Linked DNA regions of Homo sapiens: region 1 is linked to region 2. A link is an interaction called in ENCODE POLR2A ChIA-PET data of the cell type or tissue named here. Cell type or tissue: PC-9. All regions are shown on one strand. Each heading gives the region's core, and the rest is flanking DNA. Links, peaks and the distances in the headings are about the cores only. Region 1 overlaps FOXO1 (forkhead box O1). Region 2 overlaps LOC124903162.

Evidence for each region. Peaks named below come from ENCODE experiments on the same cell type or tissue, not always from the same donor. Only the 100,000 strongest peaks of a DNase experiment are listed, where the experiment ranks them.
Region 1: POLR2A ChIA-PET joins it to region 2 with 9 read pairs; 3 of 35 experiments call an interaction of 5 or more read pairs at or near these places.

Annotation. Positions count from the first base shown.
Region 1 is chr13:40,629,713-40,632,627 of GRCh38, reverse strand. The region is part of intron 1 of FOXO1 (forkhead box O1); the gene reads left to right. Among named protein-coding and RNA genes, the nearest start is that of FOXO1, 35 kb to the left of the region's middle. RefSeq lists an enhancer at 2,445-2,544. In PC-9, for the core only: no CTCF peak of the experiment used is centred there; no DNase peak of the experiment used is centred there.
Region 2 is chr13:40,163,701-40,166,615 of GRCh38, reverse strand. The region is part of intron 1 of LOC124903162; the gene reads left to right. Among named protein-coding and RNA genes, the nearest start is that of LINC00332, 17 kb to the left of the region's middle. In PC-9, for the core only: no CTCF peak of the experiment used is centred there; no DNase peak of the experiment used is centred there; H3K27ac peaks cover 345 bases.

The sequences.
Region 1 (2,915 bases), core at 206-2,705, 470 kb before region 2:
CTTGCTCTGTCGCTCAGGCTGTAGTACAATGGCACTATCTCAGCTCACTGCAACCTCCGCCTCCCGGGCTCAAGAGATATTCGTGCCTCAGCCTCCCAAGTAGCTAGGATTACGGGTGCCCACCACCACCCCTGGCTAATTTTTGTGTTTTTAGTGGAGATGGGGTTTTGCCATGTTGTCCAGGCTGGTCTCGAACTCCGGGGCTCAAGTGGTCCCTTTGCCCATTGTTAAATTGTGTTATTTGTCCTTTTAGTACTGAGTTTTAAGAATTCTTCATATATTCTAGGTACTAATCCCTTATATATATGATTTACAAATAATTGCTCCCATTCTGTGGGGTTTTTGTGTTTTGTTTTTGAGACGGAGTCTCGCTGTGTCACCCAGGCTGGAGTGCAGTGGCGTGATACTGGCTCACTGCTACCTCTGCCTCCCAGGTTCAAGCTATTCTCCTGTCTCAGCCTCCTGAGTAGCTGGGACTACAGGCATGTGCCACCACACCTGGCTAATTTTTTGTATTTTTAGTAGAGATGGGGTTTCACTGTGTTAGCCAGGATGGTCTCCATCTCCTGACCTCGTGATCCACCTGCCATGGCCTCCCAAAGTGCTGGGATTACAGTCATGAGCCACCATGCCCTGCTGGGTTTTTTCATTTTTTTTGGAGGTAGTGTCCTATTTTTTTAAAATTTGTGGTAAAATATACATAAAATACACTATCTTAACCGTTTTAAAACGTACTGTTCCGTGACATTAAGTACTTTCATTTTGTTATGCCAACCCATTGTAATCACCATCCATCTTCAGAACTCTTTTCATCTTGCAAAACTGTAACTTTGTGTCTGTTAAACAATAACTTCGCATTTCCTCCTTCTTCAGGCTTTTGACAGCCACCATTCTACTTTCTGTCTCTATGAATTTGACTACTTTAGGTCCTTTATAGGAGTGGAATCCTATTTTGTGACTGGTTTATTTCACTTAGCACAATGTCTTCAAGGTCCATCCATGTTGTAACTTGTGTCCTACTCTATTCTATGTATATATCACATTTTGTTTATCCATTCATCCCTCAATGGACACCTTTTGGGTGTTGTGAATAGTACTGCTGTGAATATGGATGTACAAACGGTGGTGTCCTTTGAAGCAAAAATGTTCTTAATTTTGATGAAGTCCAAAGTATCTATTTTTTTTTCTTTTGTAGCTTGTGCTTTTGGTGTCATGTCTAAGAAACCATTGCCTAATCCAAGATCGGAAAGATTTATCCCTATGTTTTCTTCTAAGAGTTTAATGTATTAGTTCTTACATTTAGGTCTTTGATTCTTTTGAGTTGATTTTGGTATATGCCATGAGGTCACAGTCATAGTTTATGGAATGCGGCCCTAAACTTAAGCTCTAGTTGTTGGTCTGCTTTGGTTATGCTGAAAAGTTGCAGCATAAATACTTTTCGCAGGGATCCCTCCTCCACAATGCTGCCACTCCACCCTGCAGGACTCTAAGTCCAGCCTCTCTTGGCCCTGAATGATTGAGAACTCTGGAACAAAGACCTTGGCAATAATGTTTTTATATCCATTTCATTTTTCCTCATTGGTCATAACGGCTTTATTCTTTCTCACTTATCCACCCCACAACATAATTTATGTTAGGTGGAAAATTGCCCCTAACTTTAGTAAGCCTCTTTGGGGTGGGAAAATCCTCACCTGTATGGAGGCATTGCCCCTTGATTCTTGGTTTCTGAACCACATTCCTGCAGAGTGGTGCCCTGCGGGAATCTTGGTATTATACTTTAAGGCAACTTCCTTCCCATTTAAGAAATTAAAAAGATTTAGACAAAGAAAAATGACAGAGTGGTGTTGAGGAGTGGTGTTGGCAAAGCTTGTAGTCTTCACAGTATGGGAAGGGAAAAATAGTTTTAGGCTCTTTCCCTATTTGCCAGGCCAGTCATTAAGTGACAAGCTTTTCCTGGTTTTTCCTTTTTTTTTTTTGAGAAGTTTTGCTCCCACGCCCAGTCTGGAGTGCAGTGGCGCGATCTCGGCCCACCCCAACCTCCACCTCTTGGGTTCAAGCAATTATCCTGCCTCAGCCTTCCGAGTAGCTGGGATTACAGGCGCGCGCCACTGCACCTGGCTACATTTTTGTATTTTTAGTGGACACGGGGTTTCACCATGTTGGCCAGGCTGGTCTTCAACTCCTGACCTCAGGTAATCTGCCACCTTGGCCTCCCAGCATGCTAGGATTACAGGCGTGAGCTACTGCACCAGGCTGGTTTTTCCATGTTGACAAATGATTTTTGCTTTTCAGTGGGAACAAAAAGAAGAACAAAAGCAAACAGCCCCAGACTGTTTAGAAGGATCCCCTTGGCTTGCCCTGTGTGTAAACGACACCGAGATTTTCTGTATAATCAGAGATTCTCAAGAGTTTCAGTTCCCCTTGCTGTTTAAATTAGCAGGACTTGAATTCCTAGAACAAATATGCCTAGCATTGTGGCAGGACTGGAGTTCCTGGTTTAGCTACTTATATTTTAAACCTCCTTCCCTTATTTTTTGGACATAGAAAGGTAGAAGATATAATACTATCAATTTTTTTGAAGTGGTGGGCATTATTTTGTAAATTAAAAATGTTAGATGTAATGTAGTTAAAGGTTCTTATCACTTGACTGCTGAGCACAAGAAAAGCCCAAACCAGGCTACTTGTTGTAGGTCCTCTGGTTTCAGAATGATTTATGCTCACTTTACTAGCACATATTTAGTTGCCTTGAACCTTCTCAACTGTAGCTTCCTCTTACAGAACACAGTGCCCCACAAGGAGACTTTGAATCTGTGATCTCCTCCCAGGTTTTAGCCGAAGCCCACAACCCACTGAGCATGTGAAGCAAGGGCCATTGGTGGATGGGTCTTATGTCCATATGCAGGTTGAATATTCCT
Region 2 (2,915 bases), core at 125-2,624:
GACACAAGAGACCAGGACTCAACTGGTGGTGGTGTTTAAAGTTGGGAGGTCATATAGATGTGGTGGTGGAGGCCTCCTTGTTAGGACTGGCCATGTAGACCAAGCTGGTTTCCAGAGAGGAGACAGTGAAACAGAGGGGAGTGTTCCCTGCCTGGCAAGCTCCCCATTCTCCTGAGGCCTGGCTGTCCTTCTTCCAAATTCTCCATAAGAAACCCCTTTGTGATTTGAGCTGCTCTGAGCTGCTTAGTTCCTTGAAACCAAGTGACCTCTATCCTGGATACTGGCCCACAGTCTCTTCTATCAAACCTGAGAAGCCAGTCAGTAAATGTCGATGACGATGACAATGATGATGACAAGAAGGACGGGAGGGGGACAAGATGAAAAATCTGTTTTAGAGTCTATGTGCTTCTTAGATACTGCTGTGTTCTTCTGAAACCATCTAAGAGGGTGAGGGGTTTTTGTTTGTTTGTTTCGTTTTGTTTTCATCACTGCCCTGCCCTAGCTGTGGGTCAAAACAAGATGCACACCTGGTGAGTTCCTTGTTTTCTTGGATAACAGGAGAACTTCAGCTCCAGCTCCTACTAACTTCTCTCAGTCTACCCCTTACTCCTTTGTCCTTTTCTTCTTTCTTTAATGTCTTTGACCCAGACCCTTGGCTACCTAGCATCCATCATTCAGCTGAACCCTGGGTCCTTCAGGCTAACATTTCTTTAGTTTACAGTTCTACCAATTAGCATCATTAAATTACCATTTATGTTTCCTTAAAAAGTGGAGATTGCATCTTTTTTTGGAGATTTGGTTCTAAAGTCAGTATGTGAGGCAAAGAGTGAAAGCCTCTTATCTTATCCTAAAGTAGACAGCAGTATATGTGGTTTGTGTACATAAGCCTGTGCAGTAATACTTGAGTATACAAGATTAATAACACATGCAGTAATGTGGATTGTCTGATAAAGACTTTTATACAAAATAAATTTCCTACTTCCTCTCTCCCTTCACCTCTCTTTTTGCTGAGTGCACATAGTTTAATGCACAGGACAAGCCCTGTGCTATACTGAAATACCCTGTCTTTTCTGACATCGGGGGCTCCCAGTGTGGGAGAGGGCATGTGTCATCTCTGGTTTGTTGAGGAAGTTCCTATGGTGCTCCTGTCTCTGTGCACACTTTCCTTGCAGATGCTTCTGCAGCCCTGCAGGCAAAATACCCAACTGAGACCTAATCAGGAAACCAAAAGGAAAAATGAGGAGGTGGGAAAGATACTAAACAGACAATTAGCCACCCGAGACAAGTACTATTGGCTTCCGTGGCATAGACAGATTGTGAAAAGTTGGGGGAAGGGAAACCGAGTGGAAGGGCAATGTGGGGCTCTCCATCCATGGATCATTTTGCCTGCTGCCTCTGCTTTAAGGGTCAGATGTTAAACGGAGACAGCTGGAGCCTCTGGTTTTCACCAGGTGTGGCTAAGTTTCATATTGGAAACTGGCAATTCCTCTGAAAACTTAGATCACCCTTCAGATACTGGTAATGCCACCCCCAGGAATAAAAATGATCTTGTGCCCCCAGAGAGCAGGCTATCTGTATGTTCCTCACAGTGATTCACGCCTGTAATTCCAGCACTTTGGGAGACCAAGGTGGGCGGATCACCAGAGGCCAGGAGTTCGAGACCAGCCAGGCCAACATGGCAAAACCTCGTCTCTACTAAAAATACAAAAATTAGCCAGGTGTGGTGTCCTGTGCCTGTAATCTCAGCTACTCTGGAGGCTGAGGCAGGAGAATTGCTTGAATCCTGGAGGCAGAGGTTGCAGTGAGTCGAGATTGCACCAGTACACTCCAGCCTGGGTGACAGAGCAAAACTCCATCTCAAAAAAATAATAAAATAAGTTTTGAATTCGGCATGACTGACTTTTAAATAAAAATCACCTATCATGGTTTACCATATGTCTGATGAAATCCTGTAAAAATGAAATGCAGATCTCTGCCATTCACTCTTGAGCAAATACATATGCTGTCACATCTCAGAGCTATTTATTTCTCCTTATTTTAAGTGTGCCCGGTGCCATCCATCCAGATGCACATCAAACGCACAAGTAAAAATGAAACAGAATTTCTCAGTCATTTGAACATTTAGAATTTATTTGTAACATGGAACAGATATTAATTATGTTTTGGAAAATAAGAAAGGAAAAAGCCCACGAGTATATGGGCCAAATGTAGATCTCCTAGGAGCTGGAACCTAGATTCAGGGGTTGGCAGATGTCATGTGAGCCTTACTCAGGCTCTGTCCTGCCTGGGGTCATTGGGTAAGTCACCGGACTGCTCAATGACTCATTTCCCTGACTCTCCCTGGAGAAGAGTAATTCTGCCTCGATCATACCACCTTGACCCAGGATGATGATCAGAGGACTGAGAGAAATAAATGCATAAAAGCAAACTAGAGTTCAGAAAGTTGGTCTTATATGTGTATGATTTCATGCATCCTTTTGAGCCCAGCAAGTGGCTCGCTAGTTACTTTCAAGAATATTGCAGAAAAAGCTGCTCTGAAGTGGCTGCTCTAAACCTGAGCCTGCTTCCACGATGGAGGCAGATTGTAGCAAGGCAAGGAACTGCCCCTCCATGGTCTGAGGCCCAGAGAGAGCCTCAACACTGTATGGAAGTGGGTGTGATCAGAAGGTTGGGACCAAATAACTTTGCTGCCCACTCAAGGGGTGCCAGGAACTGAAGCTTCTGCACTGGAGCATGTGTGACTGTAGCTAGCTGCAGGCTGTCCTTGTCTCCTACCAGCTCCTTAACATTCCAGCTTCCTGTGTGGCCTGGCAGCATCCCTGGAGAGGCCAGACTCTCAGCGTCCCTTGAGGCCAGGGAGCTCTCTGTAACAAAGAAGAGGGCGCTCCATACCACCACCGTCACACAGTTAGACC